2 separate regions of the Mus musculus genome follow, and region 2 is linked to region 1. The links are chromatin loops, found by intact Hi-C in ENCODE. Cell type or tissue: left cerebral cortex. All regions are shown on one strand. Links, peaks and the distances in the headings refer to the core of each region. The heading gives the core; the rest is flanking DNA.

Region 1 (15,663 bases), core at 3,871-8,870:
TGCGAAGTTCTCTGCATTGCCTGCCTGCATCCCATGAGGTTGGCCGTATGCAGCCCCTTAGCAATCCAAAGCCCAGGAGGAGTATGGGAGAAAGCCCCAGAACTCAGGCTAGCTCTAGACACTATTCAGATACCTCAGTACATGGGTTTTTTGTTCAACTAATGTTTCCCATCCTTCTCCACCAGGACGGCGATGATGGGGTGGGAACTTGTACAGACACATTTCTGTGTCACTAGTTGGCAGCCTGTTTGGTTCTACTAATACAGGGAGACGAGAAGACTGACTCCCGGGAGACTGTCCCTCACTGCTTCTTCACAAAGCACAGCAGGCCAGCCCAGCAGCTGGTTGGCCCATCTTCTCTTTGTCTCCTCAATGGTGGATAGCCCTGGACCGCAGGCCTGTCACTGCCTCTGTGCACAGTCTCAGGAGGTAGTTTCAGTCGATTGTATATTATACACCTCTAGAGCTGACCCATTCTTGAGGCCCAGATATAAAGTATTAGATCCTTGAGTCTGCCAACAGTTACCTTGAACTTACCAGGACAAACATAATTTTCTAAATATGCTTTCTTCTTTAAAACAAGCTTCTTTTGTTCCCTCCTCCATTTTTTTCTCAGTCTCTCTTTTCCCTTCTCTTTTTAAAAAGAAGATGTATTTATTTTTATTTTCTGTGTAGAAGTGTTTGGCCTGCATGTATGTCTGTGCACTGCTGTGTGCCTGGTACTGTAGGTGGCTAAAAAAGGGTGTTGGGTCCCTTGTAACTGGAATTACATACAGATGTGGATGCTGGCAATTAACTTGGGCCCTCTGAAAAATCAGCCAGTGGTCAACTTCTGAGCCATCTCTCCAGCTCTCTTTTTGAGGCATAGTCTCCCTATGTACTCCTGGCCGGCTGAACTTGCAGTAATGCCCCTGCCTCTGCCTCCTAAGTGTTGGGATCCCAGCTATGGGCCACCATGACCAGCTGTCTTCTTTTTTTTTTTTTTTTTTTTTTAAGATTTATTTATTTATTATATGTAAGTACACTGTAGCTGTCTTCAAACAATCCAGAAGAGGGAGTCAGATTTTGTTACGGATGGTTGTGAGCCACCATGTGGTTGCTGGGATTTGAACTCCGAACCTTCGGAAGAGCAGTCGGGTGCTCTTACCCACTGAGCCATCTCACCAGCCCTGTCTTCTTTATCTTAATACATGGTACCACTACCCACCCACCTGCTCAACTAAAAACTCTTGGCTCATCCTAGATGCTTCTGCCTGTCATTATCCCCTTCCCCGTCCAATCTTTGAGCAAATCTAATCCAACACTCTGCCATCTTCTCCATTTCCTCCCAGAAAAGCAGTCCTCAGCTCAGAGTGAGTTGGTTGAAAAATCAGGGAGTCTTTAAGGCTTCTAGAATAATCAGTTGTAGACTCAGACTACAATGGCTTTTCTTGATAAATAAAAGGGAATCCGAGACAATGGGATCTGATGGGGTCCAGGGGTCACCAGGAATGTTCACAAAAAGCAAGCTGGAAGAGAACTACATGCAGAAAGTTGAAAGCTGTCCCTTCTGATGACCCCTCTGCCTTGAAGGGGACATCTTCCCCATGCAGGGTTGAGACTGTACAGTGCTGGAAGACACCTAATTACCCATAAGGGCTTCAAAGGTTCAGCCCAGGTAGGAGCCCAGGCATTTCAAGATAACAGCTTTCCTTTCCTTTTTATTCTGAGTGTGTTAGCTCTCTGCATGATTTGAAAGGCCCTTTTTAACATGAGTATGCTCAATAATTAGGTCCTGGCTTCATTAACACTGATAAGCTTCTGGCTTCTGGGTCTAGACAAGAGAAAGCTAGGAAAATGGATTTTTGTTTTCCAAATGAGTTTCTAAGATGAAGAGAAGATGTGGTGGTTTGATTAGGTATGGCCTCATAGACTCATGTGCTTGAATGCTTGGCTCATAGGGGGTGGCACTGTTAGGACACAGGGCCTTGTTGGAGTGGGTGTGGCCTTGTTGGAGTGGGTGTGGCCTCGTTGGAGGAAGAGTGTCACAGTGGGAGCAAGTTTTGAGGTTGTATATGCTCAGGCTACAGTCAATGAGACAGAGAGTCCCTTTTCTGCCGCTTACAGATCAAGATGTAGGACTCTCAGCTCCTTCTCTAGCACCATGTCTGCCTGCATACTGCCATGCTTCCCACCATGATAATGGACTAAACCTCTGAAACTGAAAGCCAGCCTCAATGAAATGTTTGCCTTTATAAGAGTTACTGTGGTCATGGTGTCTCTTCACAGCAATGAAACTCAAACTAAGACAGAGCAACTTTCTTGTCCGGATTCCCTGGGCTGAACTGAGGGGGGGGTGAGAAGGAGAGGGGGGAGGAGGAGGGAGAGGGAGGGGGAGAAGGAGAGGGGGGAGGAGGAGGGAGAGGGAGGGGGAGGAGGCAGGAAGCAGAGGACACGTCCCCATGGAACACAATGCAAGTGATCTCCTCTCCATTCAAACCATTCACAAGGTAAACTCTGATTCTTCTTATCTCCTAGTTACAGCCTAGAAACAGAGATTATCAGACTGGATAAGTTTAATTTTTTTCATTTTTATTATTTTGTGTTTATATAAGAGACAGGTTGCAGGGTGGTGGTGGTGCACACCTTTAATCCCAGCATTTGGGAGGCAGAGATAAGTGGATCTCTGAGTTTGAGGACAGCCTGGTCTACAGAGTGAGTTCCAGGATAACCAGGGTTACACAGAGAAAACCTGTCTTGAAAAACCAAAACTAGAGGTTGGGGGTCTGTTGTATAGCCCAGCCTGTACTTGAACTTACTAAGTAGCCAAGGATGACCTTAAACACCCTCTGCCCTCCAAGAGCTGGCATTATGGGAATATGCCAGGAGCATCAGTCCAGCTGGTGATGCTCACATCTTTATCCTAAAGAAAAGTGAAGCCTCTGAGGGACCAGAGAGGATATAAAACCTTGCCAGGATCACACAGTTGTATAAAGTTACCCTCAGAAGGGCTGGAGAGATGGCTCAGTGGTTAAGAGCACCGACTGCTCTTTCGAAGGTCCTGAGTTCAAATCCCAGCAACCACATGGCAGCTCACAGTCATCTATAATAGGATCTGATGTCCTCTTCTGGTGTGTCTGAAGACAGCTACAATGTACTCATATAAATAAAATAAGTAAATCTTAAAAAACAAAAGTTACTCTCAGAAAACCAGGTCTTGGCTCAGTGGGTAGTATACTTGCTGTGCAAACACGATGACCTGAGTTCAAATCCCCAACACCCATGTAAACAAAACCAGACACAGTTGTGTGACTCTGAAATCCCAGAGCTCCTATGAGAAGAGAGATGAGAAGAAAGAGCTGAATCCTCAGAAGCTCGTGGGCTGGGGAAGGCCAGACCCAGTGGGGACAACAGAAACAAAGAAGGCAAGGACTGGCCTTGGAGATTGTCCTCTGATCTCCCTAAGTGTGCTGTGGCATCTGCATGTACACACATACTCACACATACCTATTCACACACTCACATAAATCTCATACATAAAAAAACCCACACACTCATACAATCACATATACATAAAAACAAAACAAACACGACAAAACCCAAAATTCCCACAGGTCTTTTTTTTTTTTTTTTTGGTTACTCCAGAAGCAGCAATGTTTTGTGTCCCTCACTGGATCCCACAGGGTGCAGGAGTCTGAGGCATGAACAAGGCTGGCTGGCTGGTGGTCAGGGGTCTTGGGCTCCAGGCTAGCATGGCCCATCTGAAACGCCTCACCTCACAGGGCCCTGAGAAGGGAGGAGGAGGTGAGAGGAAAGGTTTGCAAGAAACATTTTGAGAGCCAAGCCAGCCGGCCTCTGTCCTGGCTTGCACCCTCTCCCGGGAGGCTGGGTGCAGCTGCGAATTCAGCCAGCACGAACCTCCATCAGAACTGGCAATGTCTCTCCTTCTGCTTTCTGAATTATTTATCCCTCCTTTCTTCATTGCACCCCTAGACCTTTTGTAACATTAAAGCTTTAAATAGGTCTGGGTGTTGGTTTGGGCCACAGCGTTTCCCTCCTGCCAGTCAGTCTCTGAGAAGCCACATATCTGAGCAGACTGATGTTCCCCTCGGTCATGGTCATCCCCTCGGCCTGGGTCCTAGGAAACAACCCCTGCCCTGCCTGGGGCTCTTCTCTGCTAACACTTGCTGAATGTATCAAACCTTTATTCAGCTAATTGTGGGGCCAAGAGGCTCTCAGGAAGGAGTTTCATCCCTCCTTCCCTGACGCTGGAGCTGGGCTAACCCAGCACCCACAGGTGTCACCTTAACCATGCAGAGACTCAGCCCCGCCCTCACCTCTCAGCCCAGGGAAGAGTTATGGTTCCCTCAAAGACCTGGAGAGGCTTTTTTTGTGGATCACCCAGAAACTGCTGGTTACTGTAGATTCCTGAGAAATATGGGGTAGGGTGGGGACTATTAAAGAGTCAGGATGGAGATACGGTTTCGGGAGTCTCCAAGGTCCACAGGAGGATATGCTCTGTGGTATGTGGCTCAGTAGAGTTCAGGCCGGGCTGGAAATCCTGATTCTCTGCATCTTTTTGGTACATGTTTGTTGGTTGCAGCCTGGACAAGTCCACCATCCTGTCCTCCTCTCTGCTCCCTCCTGGCTTCTGGACCCAACTGGAAAAAAAAAAAAAAAAGCTAAGTTCCAGATGAGAACAATTTTTTTTCTTTAGCCTTCAGCATGCCTGCTTACTTTGCTCTATGGGGATCTTCTGGCTTGTTTTCTATCACTGTAATGAAATCCATGAGCCTGGATGTTTTGTTAAGAAAATAGGTCTATTTAGCTCACAGTTCTGGAGGCTTAAACTCCAAGATTTGGTAACTCCATCTATTTAGTCTCTGATGAGATACTTCCGACTCCATATCGCAGTAGATAGCATCCTAAGAGGGAGGAGAGAAAGGAGAGAGGGACCTCACAAGGCAAAATGGAGACTAGAGAGAGGGCAGATTTGCTTTTCAGTAATGACTCTCTCATAACCCCACAAGAATTGCTTTAATCCCTTCTCAGGACAGCACCCCAAATGGTCTAAATTCTTCCTACCTGATCTCCTCTTAACATCACCACATTGAAAACCAAGCTTCTAACCCGTAAGCGCAGTGAGGGAGGAGCGTCATACCCAACAACCCCTGGGCTACTCTTTTCTTGCTACACCCTCATCCTATCTCCTAGAGGCCAACCCTCTGGTGTTACTCTGCACGTCCAGAACTGCAGCTGACATCATGGCCTGGTCTTTCCTTTTCAGTCCTCCAGCCTGTAGGTGGCACTGTGGAGTTGGCAGGGTTCCCTGTCCCAGTTCATCACTACATTGCTCAGCCTGGATGTTTTTCACAGATCTAGCTTGAACCTCTCCTGCTGCAGTTTGAATCTGCTCTGTTCCCATGTCTCCCACAGCAGGGCGTTAGAAGAGCGTCTCAAATGGAATATGACTCCCTTGCTTTTCTCTGAGATTCAGAAACTTTAAATTATTTGCCTAAGGACACAGGGCTGTGTCACAGCTGGTGCCTGGGACCTAGATCCCCTCCCTCCCCGCACAGCCTGCCACCCCATCCAGAGACTGAGCCTATCCCAGGGAAAGGCGTGCTGTTTCCCATGACCTGAGCTCTCCATTCACCTCTCAGTTCTCGTATTAGCCGTTAGGTCCAAGAAGCCCCTGGAGATCCGGGAACCCAGTGTAGCTACCAGAACGGGAAAGGGTCCTGGCCTCTGCTTTCCTGCCAGACACCCTGCTGGACTGCACGGGCTCACCTGGGGTTAGAAATGGCACTGCCATCTCTTGGGGCAGCAGAAATTGGGCTTTTAGAGTCCAAAAGCAGCTCTTCCTTGTCAGAAAGACAAACCACACAGGTGTGTGCAGGGACTGGACCCCCAAGACCTAGCTTCTTGCCAGTGCTTAGCTTCTTCTTAGTGACATCTTCTTGGTGAGGGTCTTCAAATGCACCATGAGCGCAGCCTCAGTGACAGTCCACAGCTGGCATCATGGAACGGGGTGTCTCTGTCTCCAAGGAATCATAGGGCTGACAGCTTTGGTGAGCCTGGCCAGCTAGGCGGGAGCAGGCATCTGTTGTGGGAGAACAGTGCCATCTACCGGTGACTGGAGCAATAGCAGGAATCAGCCAGCTTGGCCAGAGAAGTGTCATCCTGAGTCCCTGGAGATGACTATTTAATTAACAGCGCACTGGCCTTTCCTGAATCACATGGGCTAACACAATCTCAGTGAGTTGGTCCTGAGCTCAGAGACCACAGCTGTTTTAAGAGACATCCAGCATCAAGCTGAGGACACATTTGAAGGAGACCCAGCAAGAGAGCCCATAGAAACCAGGCTGCTTACAGAAACAGTGCTCAGGTGTTGGGTGACCCCTCTACTGTGAGTCAATGACTCCATCATCTAGGACTTAGTGCAGTGCCATTTGTGTGCGCTCGTGTATGACTGTGCATATGTGTGTGAGCAGGTGTGCATATGTGTGTACAGGTGTGCATGCATGTGTGTGCACATAGGTGTGGAAGCCGGAGGACAAGCTCAGGTGTCATTCCTTAGGTGATATCCACTTTGGTTTTTTGAGACAGGGTCTCTCTCACTGGCCTGGAATTCTTAGGTAGTTTGGCTGGTTGACAGGCAAACCCCAAGGACAGACTTTTTCCCACCCCCCAGCACAGGGATTCCAACTGCACCGCCACACCAGGCTTGTTCACTTGAGTTCTGGAGACCAAACTCAGGTCCTGATGCAAGGCAAGCACTTTATTTGGCCTTTCTCCCTGTGCCTCAATGGGGACATTTTAACGTGTCCAAGGACAATGAAGGCATCTGGAAGCCAGAGACTACCCTCACCTTACTCTGGACCTGGTCTGTCCTGAGGGAAGCCTTTGCTGTCTCTGCCGACAGAGAAGCTGAGCAGTAGAAGAACCTCCAAAGGTCAGAACAGTTGGTTCCTAAGGTTATGTTGGAAGAGGACGGGGCCATGACCTAGAGTTATTTCTGCTGCTGTAGCCAACACTCTAATAAAAAGCAACTTAGGGGAGAAAGTCAATTCCAGGTTAGAGTTTATATCATCAGTGTGTACATCGTTGTGGAGAAGTCAAGGCAAGAACATCAAACTACTAGTCACTAGTAGTCACCATCCATAGGGTCAGAGCAAAGAAAAGGGTCTGGAGAGATGACACATTGGTTAAGTGCTCTGGCTGCTCTTCCAGGGGACCTGGGTTTAATTCCCAGAATCCACTTGAGCCTTATAACCATCTGTAAGCCCACTTCTAGGGGATCTGACACTCTCCCCTGGTCTCTCTGAGTACCTGGCAGGCACATAGTACACAGACACACATATAGGCAAAATGTGCATGCACGTAAAATAATTAACAATTTTTTTTAAAGAGCAGACAAAGCTGGTGTAATCTAGACCCCAGCCCCAGGTGACTTTGCAGGGAACTCAGGAACCAGCGTGACCTGTTGATCTGTCATCATATGCACATCAGCCTGGGAAGCGCTGGCAGTACCCTCTGCAGCTGGGAATGTGTCCTGCATTCCTAGAAGGCCTTTCTGCAGTCTGCAGAGCATCATAGTTGGAATCACAGTTCCAATGTGACACTTTAATGGCAGTGAGCCAAAGCAAGAAAGGTCATTAGGCAGGGATCTTTGTGTGTGTGTGTGGGGGGGTGGGTTCTTTGTTTTGTTTATCTATTGTGTACATGTGTGTGTTTTCATAAGCCATGTGTGTGCAAAAACTGATGGAGGCCAGAAGAGGGCACTAAATCCACTGGAACTGGAGTTATATAGGCAGCTATGATTTGCCATGTGGGTGCTGAGAATTGATCCTAAGCACACTGTAAGAGCAGTCAGTGCTTTTAACCACTGAGCTACCTTTCCAGCCCGTGTTCCAGCTTTCTTAATCCCTGTGTCTGCCTAAGAGGAGATGGCTAAGCCTACCTTGTCCCTTCCTCCTCCCAGTCCTAAGATGCGGCCCATGAACAGACCGTAGCTCTTCCTTTAATCACTGATGGTCAGCTCCAAGCACAAGCAGCTCATTCTCATTTCCGTCACACGGGAGCCCAGATGAAAATTCATACTCATGTTTCCTTTCTTCTTTCTACACTAGGTAATTAGCTCTTCATTACCATGGATAAGCAATTAATTAATGCTCTGCTAAGAATGATGGAGATCAGAATTTAAAATATGCTCAGTTTGTTTCTTTCCATTTTTCCAAAGAGAGGGGAGCAGGAACATGGTAAGAAAACAAAGGTGGAGGTTGTCCAAGTTAGGGTTTCAATTGCTGCGATGAAACACCAAGACCAGAAGCGACTTGGGGAGGAAAGGGTATATTTGGCTTAGCTTCCACATTACTGTTCATCACAGAGAGAAGTCAGGAGCTCAAACAGAGCATGAACTTGGAGGCAGGAGCTGATGCAGAGGCCATGGAAGGTGCTGTTTATTTGCTTGCTTCCTCTGACTTGCTCAGCCTGCTTTCTTATAGAACCCAGGACTGCTAGCCCAGGGACAACATAATGGGTTGGGCCCCCCCCCCAATCACTAATTAAGAAAATGTGTTATAGGTTTGCCTGCAGACTGATCTTATGGAAGCATTTTCTCAATTGAGAATCCCTTCTCTCAGATGATTTTAGCTCATGTCAAGTTGGCCTAGAACTATCCAGCACAGAGCTGGAGCAGTTATTCAGCGGTTAAGGGTTCTTGTTGCTCTTTCAAAGGACGGGCGCTCTCTTCCCAGCATCCATGTTGGGAAATTCACAATGGTCTGTTTGTTACTCTAACTCTAGGGAATCAAAAAACCTCTTCTGGCCTCTGAGGGCACAGAAGCAGAGAACCAACTCCTTCATATTTCCTCTGATCCTCACATATGTCCCATGATATATACACAAGATATATATATATTTCCTTTAAAAAAAGATGAGAAAGAAGAGAGAGAAGGAGGAGGAGAAAGGGAAAGAAGGAAGGAAGGAAGGAAGGGAGGAAGGAAGGAAGGAAGGAAGAAAGGAAGCAAGGAAGGAAGGAAGGAAAGACGGAAGGAAGGAAGGAAGGAAGGAAGGAAGGAAGGAAGGAAGGAAAGAAGGAAGCAAGGAAGGAAGGAAGGAAAGAAGGAAGGAAAGAAGGAAGGAAGGAAGGAAGGAAGGAAGGAAGGAAGGAAGGAAGGAAGGAAAGACATTTAAAGAATCGTTTTTATTAGGACTGTGTTGACATCCTTGGGATGTGAAAGGCACATCTCACCAGGACAGAATGGTCTCCTGGGCCTATTAAGTGCCATTGAGTACAAAACTAAAGCTCTCTAGTGAGTCTTCATCAGATGGGCCAGCCACACACTTCTCCAGGCCCCAGCCAAGCTGAGTGGGCTCCTCCCACTGCCAGCCCCTGCACCCTCCACCTTCCCTTCTTCCCCAGGCACCTGAGTCCTTGCCCCCAACCACCACCAGCACACACGCCTCAGAGAGAACGTGCAGCAGCAGGATCTTGTGCAGGTTGCACTCGGGAGTGTGAATTGGTGCAACCACTTTGGAAAACAAGTTGACATTACCTTTGAAGCTGGAAGGTTTGCTCGCCATGAGACCCAACCTCTTCCTTACAGAGAAGCCGCAGAGATGTGTGCGTGCCCCAGCAGAGGTGGACAAAGGAGTGGGAATGTTCCACACATCCACGGACAAGAGCAGATGACGAAAGAAGCTAAGATGACCCAGAAGTAGGAAGGCAGGAAGAGCTGCGCTCTCCAGCCTGAGCTCAGGGGACGGGACTGCAGGGACTGTGGGGCTTAGATGTCTGAGGCACCTGCCAGCTGCATCTAGCCGGCCACATCTACAAAGGTCAAAAAGCAAAGCTAGGGCTGGTGAGACAGCTCTGAGGGTAAAGGTGTTTACCTCTAAACCTAAGGACCTCATTTCTATCCCAGGGACCCACAAGGAGAAAACTAAATGCTGAAGGTTGTCCTTTGACCTCCAACATATACATCACACAAACAAACGATGTAATTGTAAAAGACCATTTCAATACAAAAAAAGTAAGACAAACATCTTAGTCACATCTACTGATGTGGCAGAAGACTAAAAACCCACAAAATTCAAGCAATTTTTCAAATTCAAAATTCATATAAAAATTTAAAATTTACCTTTTACATTGGGATAAAAAGAAAACAGAAGCTGTTGTTTGGATTTCTAATTCCTGTGCATGACAGGTTCATGGACTAATCACATTTTATTTCATATTAAAAAAAGTTTTGTGAAAAGACTTCACTTTAGCCCGTGCTGGGTTAGAGCTCACTATATAACCCAGGCTCCTGCTAAATCCTCCTGCTTCAACCTATGATATGTTGGGATTACAAATGTGTCCCTTCTATAGACCCCAGCTGTAATTAACACTTTATTTTAAAACTATTTTAGTTTTGTCGAGCCAGGCAGTGATTTGTATGCCTTTAATCCCAGCTCTCAGGAGGCAAAGGCAGGCAGATTTCTGAATTCAAGGTTGGCCTGGGCTACATAAGTAAGTTCCAGACAGCCAGGACTACACATAGAAACTCTGTCTCAAAAAACTATCTTGCTAGCTAGCTAGTTAAAGTAGTTTTGTGGGTCTGGTGATGTAGCTCAGTTGGTACTGTGAGACCCCAATTTAGAGCGTTTCTCCCTGGAAGGTAAAGCCCCTAAAACATTCCCCCAAGCTTGTTTTCCCTGATCTCTAAAACTACAGCTAGAAAGAAGCTCTTTGTTCTCTATAGCCAGCAAAAGCCTTTTTGTTTCAATACCTTACAATCAGAGATAAGATATTTGTAAAAAGACCTAGCCAGGCACTTTCCTGGCTCCCTGTGCCAAGGACACCCCCACCCCCAGAGAAGAGCTGTAGCCAGACTCCTCCCAACTCCTCCTAATTCTCCACTTTTCCTTTAAAAGCCCCCTACTGTTACCGCTCTGGGTCGAACTACCCTGCCCTGCCAGGGCAAGGAGTTCGTCCTCAGCTAGCTGATAATAAAACCTCTTGCAGTTTGCATCAGGTGTGGTTTTCTCTCGAGTCATTGGAGTGCTGGCCAGCTCATCCCAGGACTTGAGCGGAGGCCCAGCTTTGGGGGTCTTACAGTACCTATCATGCCCTAGACCCTAGGTTCATTTCCCTATCATTACTTAAAACCAGGGGTAGTTGCTCATGCCTGTAAACCCAGCAGTCTAGAAGCACACACCCGGTCCTGCCTTTTCCTCATGTTCCAGTATTTTTTAGGGAGATCCTATGAGGCCAAATAATACCTAATCTTGGATATGCATAAAATGCTGGATTTTAAAATTTTGGTGAGAAAATGTCTCAAGGTTGTAGGAGGAAGAGAGTCTAGCTTGAGGAAAGCCAGCTGGGAATAAAGGAGCCCTGACTCTGCTGGGGACAGCTCTGGAGTGAAGGGACAATGCAAGAAAAGAAGGGGAACTGAGGTCCTGGTAACAAGGCTGCAGGGTGGATCTGGCCCACATGGGCGCCCAACTCGGCCACAGCTGGGCTGATGCAGCCTGGGATGGAGCCTGGGATGGGAAGGGACTGTCCCACGTGCCTATAAACCGGACTGGTCCCTCTCTCCAGGTTTCTTTCCTTTTCTTTTGACATCAGGTCATTATGTAGTTCTTATTGGCCAGGAACTCACCATGTAGACCAAGCTGGCCCCAAACTCACAAAGATTTACCAGCCTCCGCCTCCGCCTCCGCCTCCGCCTCCGAGGCTGGGACCTAGGGCATGAGCCACTTACACCCAGCACTTTAGGTTTCTCAAAGGAAAGTTACTGTGGGGTCCCTCTGGCCCCTGGAAACACCTGACTTTTAGGCCCTGAGGAATGCGTGCAGCTGTAATCCGGGCTTTGTGCCCTGAGGGTATTGATATTAGGTTGGTTATGTCAAGGATTTGTGCTGAAAGTGGCTTGGGGTGCTAGGTGCTTAGAAAGTCTCTTTCAGTCATGTATTGGGGGCTCCTTCATGACTGTTACCCTTCCTGCTCAGGTAACTGAGAGTGTGGGGACAAAGAAATGGCCAGCCTCAGCCAGATCTCTGAGTTTGAGGTCAGTCTGGGCTACAAAGCAAGTTCCAGGACAGCGAAGGTGACACAGAGAAGACTTGTCTCAAAAAACAAAAGCAAAAACAAAAGCAAAAAAATCCCAAAGGGCTGGAGAGATGGCTCAGCAGTTAAGAGTGCTTGCCCCTGAAGGTGGAAATGAGTATTTTTACACTGGCCATATTAGAGGTCCCTTCTGCCCATTTAAGACAGGCCAGGGAGTCACCTTTAACATTCGGAATTGCAAGCTTTTTACACTAACCAATCTGCTTTGGGCTCTGTCTGCCCCCCCCCCCCCCTTAGTCTACATGCTGCTGCTATAAGGTGTGGCTTCCTCTTACTTGCTATTGAACCTCCTGGGCTCAGCACAGCACTTGCACACTGCAGGCATGGATTACTAACAGCAGGAATAGGGACAGGAGTCCACATTTACTCAGCTCTTGTGGTTGAATGCCAGGAACTGTTCCGGGTGCCCTCCAGGCATAACACTGTCCACACCAGGCCCAGGAGCAGACCCAGCCCACCCCCACCTCTTTCCTGTCTCTCCCTAGCAAAGGCTTTTTAAAGACTGCACTTCCTCTGCCATTGCCTCATGCAGGCCCCTGCAGACAGGATCAATATTGAGACCCTCACATGGGATCTGGAAGGGGGAAATGGGATGAGACCATGGTGTCCTGTTACTGTGGTTGTGCTCTGGCCAGCAGGGCCATGCAGATGTGAGCTCTTTCCTGCAGCAGGGTCTGGTACCCAGTTACCACCTCAGAGCCAGAGGACAGTTGGCAGCTGTGATGACACTGTGTCTTCTGGCACACAGCCAGATGGGTGGAGCCTGGACCTCAGCAGGGCTCCTGGTAGCTTTGGATACTCAGCAGCTTCCCTCCCATGTTCAGACAGAGAAGAGGACCCTCTGGGGCTCAGCCCTGCCTCTACCTCTGCCTCCAGCCCCACCCCTATCTCAAACCACTTTCTCTTCAGAACTCCTGCAGTGGCTGCAGGGAGCTGAACCCTACTGACTCACATGTGCAAGGAGCATTAGTTTTACAGGCCCAGAGCCATGAGGCCAGTGAGTGACAGGCTTGACCTCAGGTTTTCCTGACCTCAATCCTCACCCTTCCTCACAAGAGATATTGATGCTGGGTGCCAGATGAGGGAGGGTGACACGAGGGCTCCAAGGCAGAGTTTTGGGCTGACCCCATGACCCCATACCAGCAGGTCTTGCCACACATGGTGCTTGGTCCTGCCACCTGAGCACTACCCCAGCACAGCTTCCTGGCGACAGTCCCGAGGCTGGCATGATTCATATGGAGCCGAGGGAGTACAAGGCTGCCTGGGAGAGCCAGGCTCACTAAGCACCAACATGGTGGTACTAGGGGCTGCCAGCCCAGATGGGTGGTGTTACAGAAATGCTTCAGAGGTCGTTTCAAAACTGAGGAGATCAGAGCTAAGGGGACGTGTCACCAGGCTCATGGCTTAGGAGGCTAGCTTAGGTGACCACCTTGGTTTCATCAATATCTCAGGGTTGAATGGCACTCAGATTCTAAACTAGCATGTCTCCTCCTCACCCGAGTGTGCACCAGGACACCTAATGGATACTGTTCCATCAACTGCCTGGGCTGGAACGTTCCTGCCTGTCTATGGAGAAGACAAGGCCTGTTGTATGGTCAGGACAGTAAATCAAAGTTGCTGGTTGATGCCCAGGTGGCTCAAATGACACGGACCTTGGTCTGAGAACTCCAAAGGCATTGAGATAAGGAAGCCAGGTGGGATCTCCAGTTATTCACTCACTGTCTTACACATTCAACAAATATTTGAGCACCACTACATACCTCACCCTTGGCTGCTCCCCAGAAATGGAATGTTCAGACATTCTGAGGCTATCACATTCCCTGGAGGAAAGCATTTTCCTGTTTCCTTGGTGACTACTTCTCCTTTCACTGATTATCTCAGGCAGGTGAGTTCCATGTTTCTTTTTTTCTTTCTTTTCTTTCCTTCTCTCCTTCCTTCCTTCCTTCCTTCCTTCCTTCCTTCCTTCCTTCCTTCCTTCCAGTCTCTAATTATTTATTTATTTTATGTATGTGAGTACAATGTTGCTATCTTCAAACACACCAGAAAATGGCATCAGATACCATTACAGATGGTTGTGAGCCACCATGTGGTTGCTGGGAATTGAACTCAGGACCGCTGGAAGAGCAACCAGTGCTTTTAACCGCTGAGCCATCTCTCTAGGCCCTGTTTCTTTCTTTCTTTCCACAATTTCTTTAGATGTGTCCTAGGACCACCTGTTTGGTTATCAGGTTATCAGGACTCAACGTCACTGTTAACAGTGCACTTACCAAGATAAGGCACCAAGGTGGATTTCTGATGGAAAGAAAGGAAGGAGAGAAGGAAAGAAAAGAAAACAAAGCCAGGCATGGTGGTGTATGCCTTTGATCCCAGCACTTGGGAGGCAGAGGCAGGCAGATTTCTGAGTTCGAGGCCAGCCTGGTCTACAAAGTGTGTTCCAGGGCAGCCAGGGCTATACAGAGAAACCCTGTCTCGAAAAACCAAAAAAAGAAAAGAAAGGAAAGGAAAAGAAGAGAAAAAGAAGAGAAAAAAGTTCCCGGATGGTCATAGCTATTTACACAGAGAAACCTTATCTCAAAAATAAATAAATAAATAAATAAATAAATAAATAAATAAATGAAACTATCTCACCAGGAGGTGGCACGTCTTTAGTCCCAGCACTTGGAAGGCAGAGGCAGGTGAATCTCTGAGTTTCAAGCCAGCCTGTGCTACAGAGTAAGTTCTAGGACAGCTAGAGATACAACAGAGAAACCCTGTCTCAAACAAACAAAGAAAGTGCCACCGACAACCCCAGTTGGATATGGGGGTCCCTGGAATGAGAGTCCTTGAAGCTAGGTGGGTAAGGATTCGGTGGTGACAAACAGAAACAAACACAGAGCCAGTTTGAATCTGAGTGTATTTTGCAGCTCTCAAGCAGGGGATTTTACACATTAAAACAAACAAACAAACAAACATTACAACTCTTAGAAACTGTATCCAGTGAAACAATCACAAATATCAACAAAAATCATTCGACATAGTAAAGCATAAAAATCATCCAAGCATTACAACTCTGATACTATGTATTCAGTGAATCATAAGCAGAACAGGTAACATCATTATTAATGTAAAGCATCAAAATGTAACAATTCTAAAAGGATGTATTCAGTGGGGCAGTCATCCAAGACTAGAGGCATATTTCCAAGAGCAGGTTAATAAATCTTTATGCTCAATTATTGTTTAACATTTAATGTCTGATTTTTTATAAATCTTCAATAATAAATTTAAACTATTTTAATTCTTTCTAACTAAGACTTTCTTTACCATATACCAAAACCCACCTCTGATGACACATGTGTAGCCATATGAAATTTTATTGTTGGAAAAGTTTTTATCTATCATAATAATTTTGTAAATGATTTAGAAAGTAAACCATTGGTTTCCCTGGGGATAAGGTCATGTGAGTGGCCCCATCTCAGGGGATGGCTTCTTACCCATTATTCTCACTTAAGATGTTGGCCTAGGTTCCCAGGAACATGTAAATAAGAAAAAGAATAAGAGAAAACAAAACAGATAGATTGCCATGAGGA
Region 2 (15,663 bases), core at 5,889-10,888, 150 kb before region 1:
AGCCTATCTCCTGTCTTTGAATGGTAGTGAGAGAGAGAATAATCTCCCACCCCCTTTCTTGTAACAATCCTATTAGATCAAGGGTCCACCTTCATGATGTCACTTAACCTTGACCCCCTCGTATGCAGGACAGCGCTCCTTCAAACTTGGCTAAGGATGATTTTCAGCTCCTGATCCTTCTGCCTCAATCTCCCACATGCTAGTATTACGTGTGTTACACATGTTTTGTTTGGTAGTGTTGGGAATTGAACGAGGCCTTGTGCATGCTAGATACTTCTGGAGAGTGCAAGGTGAGTTAGGAGAAGTGAGTGAATGTTTTCCTAGTGACTAAAGGGTAAATATGATGGCTAAAACCAGAATAAGCACCTTGGGCCACAGGTTAAAAACTGCCCACTGGCTGGGCATTGTGGTGCACTCCTCTAATCTCAACACTCTGGAGGCAGAAGCAGAAGGATCTCTCTGAGTCTGAGACCAGTTTAGAATACAGGGAGAATGCCAGGTCAGTCAGGGCTATATAATGAAACTCTCTATAAATAAACAAACAATTGAGTCTGGGATAACAGGCTACATAGAAGGGGTCTGAGACTTTGAGGATATCTGTGCTCTACACCAGCCATGGCTTACTTGCATTTACAGGAAGGAAGGTTATCTCTGTGTCTTATCCTATTTGAACTACAATGACAAGAACAACAGAGATGTATTTCTTATTGTTTTAGAGGCTGGAAAAATCCACGTTCAAGGAGCTAGCAGTTTTAATGCCTAGTTTGTAAATGGCACTTTCTTATTATTTCCTCATAAAGTGACAAGAATAAATAGCTCTCTGGAGTATCTTTCCTTAGGACATTAATTCTATCCATGAGGGTTCTACCTTTATAATCTGATCACCTCCCTAAGCCCCTATATCCTACTATCATTACATGTGATGGGGGCATAAACACACAAACTGCTTTATTGTTTTGAGACTGATTTTTGTATCCTCTGTAATGAAATCAATCTATACCACTCTGGAAATACCAAAAACAAAAACAAAAAACCAAACACCTGATAGATGGTGGTGTCTGAGGGTTTCACTTTCTCTGCTGTTGGCAGGAGAGCCCGGCTCTGAAATGCTACTCTCTGTTCCTCCCATCAGTGGCCGCAAATGGCTTATGGACACTTGTTCAATAAAAGATGTACCATGCTTATGGAAGTACCACCATTCAAATATCTGTAATAAAGAGAAACAATTTTTCACTTAAAATGCAATTCATAAATACAAATTGAAGAGGTGTTCTTATTCAGTTCAGCACTTTACATGCACAATCTGCTCTTGGGTGGGTGAGGGAATGAGCAGAAGAAAACCCCCAAACCCAAGATTCCCTAAATACAGATGCCATGTAAAAGTGAAATACCCTTCTTACAGATTTGTCATGAGGTTTAGGCAAGCTTAGGCTACACTCTACACATGCTGAAAGGCATTAAAGAATACTAAGAGTGAGTCAGATGTGATAACACCTGCCTCTAGTCTCGACTCTTAGCACACTGAGGCAGGAGGATCATAAATTCCAGGCCAGCACAAGCTACAAAGTGGGAAGTGTCAATAAAGAAGGAAGAGTATCTAATCTATAGCAGACCTTTTCCCCCTCTCATTGTCATTTGATTCTATCTGCAGCACAATTCAAAACTAAAGCAAGTACTATTAAACTAGGATCAAGCTTCCAAGCTTCACACCAGATCCCCTATTTATTAACTGTACTGGGCAAGCCAATTAACCTCTAATATCTCAGAGCCTCAGTTCCCTTACCTAGTAAACTGAACTAATAAGAATCCTAATAAGAATCCTTCCTGAACCAAAGCACTGGTCTATATTCAGCAATGCTATTAACATCGCTGAGACAAGTTCTTCCCCAGGTTGAACTATCTGAACATCAGATATTTGTTTTATTGTATTTCTGTGGCTTACTTATAAACACAAACTAAACTCTCTGTATTTTGAAACTTTATCTCAACGACTAGAAAAGGCCAAAGACCCGGGTAGTGGTGGTGGTTGCCCACGCCTTTAACCCTAGTACTCAAGAGGCAAAGGCAGGTGGATCTCTGAGTTCAAGGCCAGCCTGGTCTACATAGTGAGTTCCAGGACAACCAAAGCTACACAGAAAAACTCTGTCTCAAAAAATCAAAAGAAAACAAAACAAAAAAATCACAAACAAAAAATAAAAATGTCAAAGAAATATTGCAATTTCTACTAAAGCTGTACAGCACCACCTACAGATGAGAAAAAAGAACAGGAAAAAAATGGCATGATAAATATTTAATACTATTATCTGTAGAGGAATTTTCTCAAAGTATACAATAAGAAACACTAGAACCTAGAGATGTTAATGAAGAACATATTTTTAAAATATTTTTTAAATGGAAAGCAGTATTGAAGGAAAAATTGAGTTAAAGTCAAATGTGGTCCTTCATTGTGTGACTTCACAGAATAACAGCCAACAGTCAGTAAGTGTTCCCTGAACCTTCACATTACAAACTTCTACATGTATTATCTCATTTAGGTTCCTCCAGTCCTGTGAAATGAGTACTATTATCTTCCCATAACAGATATGCAGGATATTTACTTCATTGTATTTACAGAAATACAAAATACTCATAAACACAAACTAAAAGCTCTGCGTTTTGAAACACTTGGGGCTTAGAATGAGTGAATGCTAAGTCCCAGACATAAGTTACAGTCTGCCCAGTGCTGTCAAAATTAAAATGTTGCAAGATTATATATAAAACCTGTATATTCAGGGGCTGGAGATGTAAGTCAGTTGTTAGGTGCTTACCTAGTATACACAGGTCCTAAGTTCCAGTCTCAGCACTGCATAAACTGGACATGATGGGGGAATACTTATATAGCAAAGGAAGAGGGCCAGGCAGTCAAGGCCACCTGGACTACAGAATAAGTTCAAGCCAACTAGCTTACAAGAGATCCTGTTTATAAAGTAATAAATTCTGTACATTCAGATTCTCTTGAAACCATTTGAAAAGTGGAAAAATTTGATAACAGTAGTTATAGAATAACCCATGACATTAATTTCCACGTGAAGGACTGATGTTTACATACTTGTGCATGTGTAATGCACATGTGTGTGAAGGTCACGGGTCTCTTCAGTCACTAAACCTGGAACTCATTTGTTTGGCTGGTCTAGCTGGCCAGCGAGTTCCAGCTCCCAGAGCTGGAATGCCAGGCGTGCAAGCATTCCTCACCTTTACCTGAGTGCTGGAGACCTGAAGGCAGGCCTTCATGTTTACAGGGCAAGCATTTTACTGACTACGCGTCATCTCCCCCCCCCCCCGCACCCCCCCCTCCCCGGCCTCATTCATTTTGAAATAATAACGTAGGTGCTTTGATCATTAAACTTCTAATCCATCTCAACCAACCCTCCCTCCCTGATTCCAGTATGCAGGGTATTTTGGTTTTTGTTTTTAATTATTACACTTATGTGTTTATGAGTGTGCAGGCACACAAGAGTAGTGATCAGAGGACTTGCAGGAGTTGGTTCTCTCTTCCCACCATGTGTCAAGTCATCAGTCAGCCTTGGCAGCAAGCACCTTCACCTGAGCCGTCTACCATTCTGTATACAAGTTTTCAATATGTAGTAAATGAAGTCGGGCATGGTAACTCACCCCTGTAATCCTAGCACTCAGAGGTAGAGGCAGGAGAACCACCTTGGGTTCAAGGCCAGGTTAGACTACATAATGAGACCCTATCTCAAAAAGAAACCTAACATGTAATAAATACTACCACTCGCTCTAAAAGATGACAAGGAAACATGGTATTTCTCAAACTTGTTTCTAAGTAACTTTTTCCCACTATCAAACACATTTTGGAAATCCTAACAAATACTTATAGATTTGTAAATATATAAACAATTTTTAAATGAGTATCAAAATAGAGGTGAAGAAAATAGAAACTACTTACAAATATTAGTCCAGATATCAAAGAAGATGTCCCTGTAAGTGCCACATAGAACTTGGGTGTCAGTGAACTTAAAAACCCTGTCACTGTTAAAAGAGAAAACATTAAAGTTTTTACAAAGTACAAATTTTAAGTCCATTGCAATCATGCAAGTATGTTTCAGCAGATGGAGGTAAGCAGTAAAGAAGCCTGGGCTCTGATGAGGCTATGTTCAAATAAGCCTATAGACTAAAAATACTGCAGGTAAAAAATGTAAGCTACATCACTAACCTTCCAGCTGCCATTACTTAGCAACACAATGTCCTGGATAGCACTGCTTGTCTACTCTCCACTTTGTATGAATGCAAGTGGGAAGCACTGGCTTACTGTTGCTGCCCAGTACCATAGAGATCATAATGCTAGCTTGGGAAAAGATCAAAATCCAAAAGTTCTATGGAATGCAGACAGCTTTCCCACTATTGCAAAGCTCAAAAATTCTAAGCTGACTGCCCTAAGTCAGTAACTGTCAACATTAATACCTAAAGTGAAATTAATTTGAAAAAGTTCTTAAAACAAAAGTGGGGGCTGGCAAGATGGCTCAGGGGTTAAGAGCATTGACTGCTCTTCCTAAGGTCCTGAGTTCAAATCCTAGCAACCACATGGTGACTCACAACCACCCATAATGAGATTTGACGCCCTCTTCTGGTGTATCAGAAGACAACTACAGTGTACTATATATAATAATAAATAAATATTTGGGCTGGAGCAAGCAGAGACTGAGAGAGTGGAGTTGACCAGAGCGAGCAGTGGTCCTAAAAATTCAATTCCCAACAACCACATGAAGGCTCGCAACCATCTGTACAGCTAGAGTGTACACACATTAAAATTAATAAATTTTTAAAAAGTGACTTTAAGTTTCCATTGTCTGATATCTTAAGAATCTTCTCATGGATATAAAAGTGAGGTTTTACACTGTTGTTTAGTTAAATAAGAAGTAAATCAAGGGCTGGTGAGATGGCTCAATGGGTAAGAGCACCCGACTGCTCTTCCGAAGGTCCAAAGTTCAAATCCCAGCAACCACATGGTGGCTCACAACCATCTGTAATGAGATCTGACTCCCTCTTCTGGAGGGTCTGAAGACAGCTACAGTGTACTTACATATAATAAATAAATAAATCTTTAAAAAAAAAAAAAAGAAAAAGAAAAAAAAAAAAAAGAAGTAAATCAAAATGAGTGTGTACAGGGCCCTAGGGTCAATATCTAGGGTCAAAGAAAGAAAAAAGAAAATCAAGTCACAGTGAGATAATTTAGCCTGCTTTTCTGAAAATCTAAAATACAAGCTGTAAAAGTAAGTTAGACTAGAACTTCAGCAAATATATAAGAATAAAAAGCTAAATGCACTTTCACAACATGGTCTAAGATAGTCCAGACTGGTCTCAAACTTACTATGTAGCTGAGGCTGGCCTTTAACAACTGATATATCTGTACTGTACTTTCAGTAGCCCAAGTACTGGGATCACAAGCATGTGTCAGCATTCCTGGTTTAAAGCCAGGCTAGCTAGTATATGCCTCTAAATCCACCACTTAAGAAGTGGCTCAAGGGATCAGGATGTCTTGGCAACATCCTGGCCTCAAAGCAACAAGAAGAAGTAGAAAAATAAATGACAAACTCGATGAATAGCACTTTAATGAGCACACAAATTACCATTAAACACTTCACCAACCTATTACAGACAAATTAGACAGTATGTGGTACCAATACTCTAAAATACAAAAAGCATTTTAGAACATTATCCTATGGTCTTTCATGTCATCTCATGAGACAGAAAAGGGAGACCACTGCCTTCTCAAAGGACAGAAAAATTAACAGTGTCACCATCTAACAGAAATATTTCACCAGGCAGTGGTGGCACACAGCCTTTAATCCCAGCACTTGGGAGGCAGACGCAGGCGGATTTCTGAGTTCGAGGCCAGCCTGGTCTACAGAGTTCCAGGACAGCCAGGGCTACACAGAGAAACCCTGTCTCGAAAAACCAAAAAGAAGGAAATATTTCCATCTTCTTCTGAGGCTGCAGCAAAAAATACTGCAATAACGCCACAAAAGATCCAGGAGTCCATCTTTTCATCCTACCTACGGCCAGGGAATAGTATTTGCAGAATCCGCACAGGTCAACACTGCTTACAAGTTTTTATCTTTGGCCCAGGCTACATGACAAACATTGTACAACTGCCGAAGGAAAATATTAAACAAACCCACCGTTGTCTGCACTTCTCTCTCCTCTCCCTTTCCTAGACTATCTTATTACTCACAATAAAAATATTACGAAAAACGTCTCTTAACCGAACTGTCTTACAATAAAAGTATGGTCCACTAAAATCATAGCATTTTCTATCGTGTATGACAGATGTGCTTATCTTGCTTTTCTGGGTGTGAGTTCTTTTAAGTTAGGCAGCTGGGAAACTCTGAGGTACGACTTTTCAAGGGGCCCTGCAAACGATAGGAATGTCTATAAACTGTGTGTACACATCTGGGAATGCTCTCTTCTGTCCTACTACCTGGAGCTTGCAGCGTGTCAGGTAGCTTTTCCTGTGGTAGCGTAGACAGAATAGAGAGGGCGAACCTTCAGCGATCTAGGGAGGGGCCGGGAAACTGCAGCACGGTTCTAACAATCAGCTGCCGGGTGGAGGTGGCCCAAGCGACAAAAATAAACCCACTGGAGCATGCAACACCAATTTCCTTCTGCAAAGCCCTCCATGTCTCCCCGAGAATCTCTGATCTTTGGCACTTGTCCCCGACTGTCCGGGAGGTTTGGGCCTCTCACCCGCTGTCACGTTGTCACACAGCCTCAGCGGGACCCTCAGAGCGTAAAGCAGCCCCAGCCCCGCCAGGAACCACAGCGTGGACCCAGAGTTCGCCAACCCGGCCTTCAGCCGCTCTTTCCAGCCCAGCGGCGGGCCCAGGCCCAAGCCAGGAACAGGTGCATGGGGACACCCCACGGCCCGCGCGGCTTCCGCGAAGTAGTCTCCGTCCGCCATCTTGCGGCTCCGGCAGGCGCCGGGACCTGGGAGGGGAGAAGGGCCGGAAACCCGGAGTCGGGAATCCTGGGATAGTGGCGGACTTGAAGCTGGCCTCTGTCTAGGCTGAGTCCTGGGGAACTGGCTGGAGATCTGGAAGGTGGCGGAGCGCGGTGGCCGACTGAGGGGCTACCTAGTCCTCTAGGAGGGCGGGGAAGCATCTGATGGTGGCGCTTATTCTTCTGGAAACGGACTCAGTGTGGCGCCGGAGGGAAGTGGTTTTTCTTCCATACGTGGTTGAGGGTAACCTGTCGCCCTGTGCCGGGGTCGGAAAAGTACTGATGTCTCAAAGAGCCGAGCAGCTCTTAGTGCCCTGGACTCGGCGGCCCAGGAGACCAACCGGATCAGAAAAACTTAGAGGTGTAGCAACTGCTCCATGACCAGAGGGAGCCCAGACGCCACGCAAGAGTCGAGGCCCGCCACCAAGCACTCCAGGACGAATGGGAAAGTGACCGGAACTCAGGGAGAAAGATGTTAAGGCTGCAAAGCCCCGAGGGGCAAGCCGACTTCCTAGAGCGCCGACTCCAGGCTGTCACACCCGCGCGGAACTGACATGGCGCCCTCTTGGCCTGAGCTTCCGGGCGGCTCCTTCCGACGGCCCCTCGGTGATTCCGCCACTCAGCTTCCTTCCCGGCCTGCCTCGCGCCGGCCCGCCGGGCTGGGCCAGAGCAGCCAAGATGGCCGACTTTGAGGATCGGGTGTCGGATGAAGAGAAGGTAAGGGGTCCGCCTCTCTCTTTTACTTCCTTCCTCGACGGGGCCCAGGGGTCCGAGCCGGCAGCAGTGAGAAACCTGGCGGTGCCCCCAGGAAGAAGAAGGTTGTTTCCCGGTGCTGGCATAGTCCCTCTGGCCCCGGGACGCTTCCTTCCTTAAAGGAGCTTTCGTCTGCCTCACGGTGGCCCCAGTCCCCCAGTCCTCAACTCTTTTCATCCTGGACAGAGCACAACCTTCTTTCAAGAGGAGACACTTTGCCTGATTGACTTTTAACTCTAGACTCTTTTCTGTAATTATAAGAGAGGAGGTGAAGGTGATGTCGGGACGTGTCAGGCAGCAGTTATTTTACCGCTTTTGGCAGTTGGGGCTCACCCCATCCCCCCATTTATAGGTATGATTGGGGTTAGTTTAGAACGAGTCACTTCCTGATCAGAGTGGCCTCCTTAACTTCCCTTTTGCTCCTCCTTCCTCAGGAAGTGATTTTGCTGTCAGGACTCCTTGTCAGGGAGGGAGAGGTCCTCTGGTGGTGTCTGTCCACCGAAATACACACCCTCTCTCATCTTTTCTCTACTACTGACGATTAAACTAATTGGATAAAAATAAATCAGTAAACCTCAAGGGATTTGCTTAAGAATTTGACCAGCACCTTTATTCCTGCCTATGCTCTCTTGTGTGAACGTTTAGCCCCAAGGTGACTCCGTCCCTTCTGTCTTAATCTTAACTATAATTTTTTTCAAAGTCTTTTGTTTTGTTTTGTTTTTTTAACTTCCTGTTAAGCAGTGAGAAATAGCCAGACGACTTTTTTTTCAACTCCAGAAAGGTTAAATGGGTCGTAAATAAACCTCACATTTAACACATTCGGTTTGGATGAAACACCCAACCTTTTTTGATGACCTACTATGGTGCTTTATAGCTGGGTATGTCAAGAGTGTCGTTTGTGTACATAGATCTTTAAAAGTGTTTTAAATACCAGGGTGTATTCCAAATTTGATAGTATAACTTTTTCTGACAACGTACATTTGCTAAACTGTCCAAAAAGGAAAGTACTTAGTTCTTCCATAAACACAGACTCTTAGGGCTGCTACAAGTTAGAATGGTCTCATTAGCTAACTTAGGGACAAGAATATGTCTTTTGTTTCCTGCAGTGACTGTTACAAAGTATGTGCTCTCCAATGTTCTATAAAATCTGCCTGGGTTCTTCGAAAAAGAAATTGGAGATTGTTGACAGGGGAACAGACTATTTTTAATCACTTCTTCAAAAAGAATAATTTAACATACACCTGTGTATGAATGAGCCACTGTCTTTAAATGCTGAAAAGGGTGCTTACCACCTTTATAAACCACTTACCAGGATCCAGGGTGGCAGTTTGTTAGTAGAGTCTTAGCATGTGCAACATCCTGTGTTTGAACTTAAGCATTAGTAGGACAAAAACTAAAAAGCCACCAAATAACACTTTAGTGTTGATTCTCTTTTTTCTTTCTTTTTTTGTTTTTGTTTGTTTGTTTGTTTGTTTTCGAGACAGGGTTTCTCTGTATAGTCCTGACTGTCCTGGAACTCACTCTGTAGACCAGGCTGGCCTCGAACTCAGAAATCCGCCTGCCTCTGCCTCCCAAGTCCTGGGATTAAAGGCATGCGTCACCACGCCCGGCTAGAGTGAATGTTTTTATTCCTTTTCTTAAGACTGGGTCGGGTTTGGCTCATATAAACATCTCATTATACAGCCAAGAGTGACCCCAACCCCTAATCTGCTTGTCTCTGTCTCTCAAATACTGCAGTTATCGGTGCATACCATCACACTTAACTTTATTGCTTAGTTTTAGTAATAGTAGAACAAGCCAGTCATAACTAGTAAATCTACCCCGGAACTTGTAATAAATTCTATTCCTACTTTAGTAAAGAGCTTTTAGTTTTTGTTTTGTATTTTTGGGACAAATTCTTGCTATGTAGTTCTAGCTGGTCTGGAACCTGCTCTGTAGACTGGACTGATCTCCAATTTGTCCTCCTGCCTCCGTCTCCCACGATTCTGGGTTTAATAGAGGTTTTTTTCTTTGTTGTTTTTAATTGACTACATTATCTTTATTGGTGTAGATAATGTGGTATAATGATACAGTAAAAATCCTTATGATTTGAGCCAGGCATGGTGGTGTATGCCTTTAATCTAAACACTCAGGAGGCAGAAGCAGGTAGATCTCTTGAGTTCAAGGCTAGCCTTGTCAACATAGTGAGTTCCAGGACTACATAGAGAGACCCTAGTAACTTGAGATTCCTGTAGTTTTATTAGATTCCTTTCCTCAGAGCTGACAGGCACATTCATATCTCTTTAAATCTATGAGTAGAAAGAAAGGGTTGCTGGGCGGTGGTGGTGCTGGTACAACATCTTTAATTCCAGCACTTGGGAGGCAAAAGCAGGTGGATTTCTGTGAGTCTGAGGCCAGCCTGGTCTACAAATTGAGTTCCAGGACAGCCAGGGCTATACAGAGAAACCTTGTCTCAAAAAGAAGGAAAAGAAAGGACTTTGTAAGACTTCTTGATTTTTGAGCTTCTTTCCTACTTTGCCTGCTTTCCCTTCTAATCTTTAGATTGATTTTAACAGATTAAAAAGCTAGGGGAAAAGGCTGGTCCTGGTGATACCTGTCTATAATAATTTCAGCTCTTGGGAGATAAAGGCAAAGAGGATTAGGAATTCATGCCCATCCTTGGCTACATGAATGAAATACTTTCTCAAAAAAAAAAAGTTTTGGGGTGTGTGTGTGTGCGTTTTGAGAAGAGATTTTACTGATTTGAATGTCTTGGGATTCATAAGCAAGTAACCCCTGATGAGGTTTACTTATTTTGATTTATTGAGACAGTCCAAATCCTGTAGCTCAAGCTGATCTGGAACTCACTATGGAGCCCAGACATAACTCCCAGTGACTCTTCTGTCTTGAGGTCATTGGTGTCAGGCTTATAGTCGTGAGCCACTATCCAAGCAGTACAAACTAATCTTAAAAATCTTTCCTGGCCTGGTGACCAAGGCCTATCATCCTAATTGCTTAGGAAGCTGAGGCAAGAGCATAGAAAAATGTAAGGTCTGTCCAGGCTACAGAGCAAATTGAAGTACAGCCTGGAAAACTTGGAGAGTCTGTCTCAAAAACTGGAAGGGAGGTGGGAGATGGACTGGCTATGTAGGTCAGTCAGTGGTAGAGCGAGCACTCACCAGTATCTGCAAAGTCATGTGGACCAGTCTGCAGGTCTGCAGGTCTTATTTGAGCATTAGTTTCTACTTTGAATTCTTGGAAAGAAATCCAGAATTTTCATTTTCTTTGTTGCTAAAGACTTCAAATGTGTTTAGTTTGGGATAGGTATGTTTTGTTGTTATTGTTTTATTTTTTAAAGTATGCATGGTGTGGTCCCAAAAGGAATAATTTAATAATCTTATCTTTGTATGTTTTGTGAAAGCCGTAAGCCCTGACATAACTTTGCCATTTGAGGCTGTTGATTTCTCTCAAGCATTTCTATAAAGGCAAGTAAATCATTTTTATAACCAGCTGGTAAAGGTTTTATCACTTTTAAAGAGGAAGGTTTTTTGGTTTTTTTGGTTTTTCTGTCCCCATCCCCCCCTTTCTTCATCGTTACCTGAAATGGTCAGAATGAGCTGTCCTAAACAAAGCAGGAAGTGAGAAGGTTAGTAACAGGCGGATAAGTGCTTCTAGTCTTATCCCTTAAATGAGTTTCTGGAAACTATTCCAGGTACCTGTGCTTTTCAGTTAACTTAGTTCCAAATGCTTACCAAGACCAAGATAGCTTAATTAGGAAGTTTGAGGTATGAGATGAGTGATGCATTTGGGTTCTCTGCCTCTCCTGTTTTCTTTATTTCATGATTCAGCATTGACTTGTTGTTGTTACTGTTGTTTTGGATTTTCAAGACAGGGTTTCTCTGTGTAGCCCTGGCTGTCCTGGAACTCACTCTGTAGACCAGGCTGGCTTTGAACTCAGAAATCCACCTGCCTCTGCCTCCCAAGTACTGGGATTAAAGGCGTGTGCCACCATGCCCGGCAATTTGTTGGTTGTTTTTTTTTTAATGTTTTATTTGTTTGTTTCCAACAATGTGAAAAGAATTCTAGGATTGAACAAAACTGATTAGCATGGTTTTTCCTTTTTAACCTAATAAATAAATATGTGCATATAACTTTAAAAATACTGAGAAGTGGATCTGTATGATTTTAATTTAGACAGAGGTCTCATTTGTAAGAGTTTGTTTGGTTTTTGTTTTGTTTGTTCCATTGGATATTTGGGTCTTGAAACAGTCCCATTCTGTAGCTCACAGTCTCCCCTCAGTCTCTGGGGACTCCTGTTTCAGCTTCATGGGTGCTGGGATTATAAGCATGTGGCTGTCACACATCACACCTGGCTTAAGGACTTCTTTTTTAAAAAAGCTTTTTTGTTTAATTGCTTTGTTCTGTTTTTAAAGCAAGAACGTAGTATGTAGCTCAAGCTAGCCTAGAATTGGTTATGTAGCCAAGGCTGCCCTTGAACTGACATTCTGTCTCAGCCTCCTGAATGCTGGAATTACAAATGTAAATTGTAAAAACTGCTGCTGCAGCCACCGCCTCCTCCTCTTCCTCCTCCTCCTTCTAGAAACAAGTTTATCAAACTATGTAGTAGAGATGTAAAAAATATAAATGGGGCAGTGAGAGATGCTTATCGAGTAAAGATACTTGCTGGACAAACCTGGTGCCTGCATTCACTGTCGGGATCACAGATAAATGTGAAGGGAGAGAAATGACCTCACAGAGCTGTCCTCTGGCATCCACACATCCACACTCCCTACCTACCTTAATAATAGCAACAGTTTTTAAATCTTGTAAATAGAAGCTGGGATTTAAGAGCTTTGTTGGAGCTTGTTAAAATCTACTTTTAGGCTGGCTATCCTCAATTACATACTTTACTAGATGAATTAAATCCCTGTAGGATGAAGTAAACTCTGAGTCTTACTTACACTGGTAACTTTCTAGGAAGTTGTCAGCTAACATTCACTTTATCATTTTCCTCTTCATACCTTTAGTTAGCTCTACTTGGTGATAGAAGCCTTATAATTTGTTACAAAATCCCGAACCAGAACACAAAATCTAAACAGATACAATCCACGTGACTATAGGTTTATTATGATTTCTTCTAGAATGGTGAACTATTTCATTGGAACCAGCCTTGATGCTAAGTGGGGTAGTATTTATTATTAATTAGTCATAAAATGCAGACCCCAGGTCTGTCTGCTTTTCAGCCATTCATTTCGTACTATACCATTTCCTATGAATTGTGAGTTAAAACCCAGCACTAGGCACACCTCTAGTCCCATCACTCCAGAGTCAGAGGCAGGTGGATCCACATGAGTCAAGGCCAGCCTGGTCCACAGAGTGAGTTTCAGGACAGCCAGGACTATACAGAGAAGCCCTCTCTGGAAAAGAAAAAGGAAAAAAAAAAAAAAAAAAGAGGAGGAGGAGGACAGCGAAGAAGATCTTTCTTTTAAAAATTGAAACATTAAAATGTTCCAGAGGTTCTTAGATTGTCTTCATTCCTGTGCTTCCTCTGATAACAAGCAGAGTTAGTAACTGGAATCATGCCATTTTATCTAGTGCTTAGCACAACACCAAGAACATAGTATAGTTTTACAGACTTTACTGTGTGAAAAAGATTCATTGATTCCTGTGGTTCTCTCTTGGCTCTTATAAAGTACACTTTCTGATAGTCTCTATGGTTTGAATACCTTTTTGTGTATCTTTATGTCTGAGCACTTGCTGCCATTACTGGTGCTCTCTGGTGCTCTGCTGTGCCACTGCTGGGAACATTCAGCCCCATGGCTCCCCCATCTACCCCAGCAGGGTTGTCCTAATAGAGCTCATAAGCTGCCACACCTTGTGTGTGCCACTGCAACTGTGTATGTGTCCCTGCAAGGAGCCTTGCCAAGACCCTAAGGGGAGTGTTTCCTTTGTTTGATATGAGTCCTTTCCTTTAGAGCTTAATAAAAAGACATACCGCCCGGACGGTGGTGGCGCACGCCTTTAATCCCAGCACTTGGGAGGCAGAGGCAGGTGGATTTCTGAGTTTGAGGACAGCCAGGGCTATACAGAGAAACCCTGTCTTGAAAAAACAAGCAAACAAACAAACAACAACAACAACAAAAACATACAACCAGGCATTCTTTGTGCTTTCCTTTGTCCAATGTACAAATTTCTTACATCTCTTTGCCAAAAATAAATAAACTCCTCATATGGATCATGAAATTGAAAACCCTAGGTAGAGGAAATTAGTCATAATAATGAAGACAAAAGGCTACTTGGTTTGTTGTTGTTTTTAACTAGATTTCAATATCCATATACTATTCCTTTTCTCTCTTACTGCCTGTGGTCAAGGTCTGGACCTGATGTTTCCAGGGTCTTGGAGTCTTTTTCAAGGAATTGAAATAAGCACATGAAGATCTGCAGTGCAAGAAAATTTAATTCAAAAATGAAACCATCATACAGATCAGAAAGAAAAGAAATGCATTCATGCTCTACAGCTGGCCACAAGAGTGAGAATAATACTCAAATACTCAAAGACTCCAGGTTACCACCTGGGCTGCTTTGTGGTTTCTAAAGGAGGGAGGAACTTAGGTACTGTCTTAGTTAGGGTTTTACTCCTGTGAACAGACACCATGACCAAGGCAAGTCTTATAAAAAGCAACATTTAATTGGAGCTGGCTTACATGTTCAGAGGTTAAGTCCATTATCATCAAGGTGGGAGCATGGCAGTATCCAGGCAGGCATGGTGCAGGAGGAGCTGAGAGTTCTATGTCTTTATCCAAAGACTGCTAGTGGAAGACTGACTTAGGAAACTAGGGTGAGGGCCTTAAGCCCACACCCACAGTGACACACCTATTCTAACCAGGTCTCACCTATTCCAAAAAGGCCACACCTCCAAATGGTGCCACTCCCTGGTCCAAGAATATACAAACCACGATAGGTACTAAGGACTGGAGCCAAGTGGTTTCCTGTTTTGATTGACAGGCTTGGGTTATGTAAGTCTTTGGACACTGGTATGTCCCATCCATGATAATTTAGATTTTATTCATACTTAAGCCTAATTATTCTTAGTCATAAGATGGTCAATGGAAGCCGAGTGTGGTGACACACGCCTTTAATCCCAGCAGGCGGGTTTCTGAGTTCGAGGCCAGCCTGGTCTACAAAGTGAGTTCCATGGCTACACAAAGAAACCCTGTCTAGAAACAAAAATGCCAGTGGTGGGGAGTAAAGTCAAGGTCAGACTAGTTTCCATAAAAATTTCAAGGCCAGCAAGAGCTGCATAGTGAGATCCTATTTCAAACAAAACAACACACATGCTAGTATAATCCAAGCAAAGTGGAGTTCTGGGTTGCAAAGCTATTTCTTACGCTTGTCTGCTTTATCCTCATTAGAGCATTCTCTGGAACTTTGCCTTTCTACTTATCCCTCCATTATTCTCTTACTTGCAGAAGAACACAAAACACCAACTTTCAGTACTGGGAATTGAACACAGGGCCTTGTGAATGCTAAGAAAGCATGCTACCACCAAATTGTATCCAGACCAAGAGACCCTTTTTCCTTTGTTTTTGCTTATGTTTTTTAGAAATGGAGTCTCATGTAGCCAGTTTCTCTTGTAGCTCAAACATATAGAAAGGATGATCCTCTTCTCTTAGATTTTCTCTTTTCTTTCTCTCTCTCTTTCTTTCTTTATATGTGAGCACACTGTCACTATCTTCAGACACACCAGAAGAGGGCTTCAAATCCAATTACAGATGGTAGTGAGCTACCCTGTGGTTCCTAGGAATTGAACTCAAGACTGCTGAGCCATCTCTCCACCCCTAGTTATGTTTTCTGTTGCTGTGAAGAGACACCATGACCATAGCAACTCCTATAAAGGAAAACAATTAGGGCTGGCTTACAGTTCAGAGGCTTAGT

What was found. A loop is a pair of places that touch in the nucleus more often than their neighbours do. Peaks named below come from ENCODE experiments on the same cell type or tissue, not always from the same donor. Only the 100,000 strongest peaks of a DNase experiment are listed, where the experiment ranks them.
Region 2: a loop joins it to region 1, with 4 times the contacts of the local background. A loop is called at or near these places in 6 of 42 quality-filtered maps.

The regions. Positions count from the first base shown.
Region 1 is chr3:104,704,793-104,720,455 of GRCm38, reverse strand. No RefSeq gene overlaps it. Among named protein-coding and RNA genes, the nearest start is that of Gm34548, 32 kb to the right of the region's middle. In left cerebral cortex, for the core only: CTCF peaks have their summits at 5,287 (motif pointing right) and 6,117 (motif pointing left); DNase peaks (open chromatin) are centred at 5,343 and 6,101.
Region 2 is chr3:104,856,390-104,872,052 of GRCm38, reverse strand. Capza1 (capping protein (actin filament) muscle Z-line, alpha 1) reads left to right here and starts at 7,548. Exons shown (of 10, transcript NM_009797.3): 1 at 7,548-7,713. The coding sequence starts at 7,675. It overlaps St7l (suppression of tumorigenicity 7-like), which reads right to left and starts at 7,547. Exons shown (of 14, transcript NM_153091.3): 1 at 6,745-7,547; 2 at 3,947-4,029; 3 at 1,042-1,207. The coding sequence starts at 6,958. In left cerebral cortex, for the core only: no CTCF peak of the experiment used is centred there; DNase peaks (open chromatin) are centred at 7,003, 7,585 and 8,123; H3K4me3 peaks cover 3,193 bases; H3K27ac peaks cover 1,841 bases.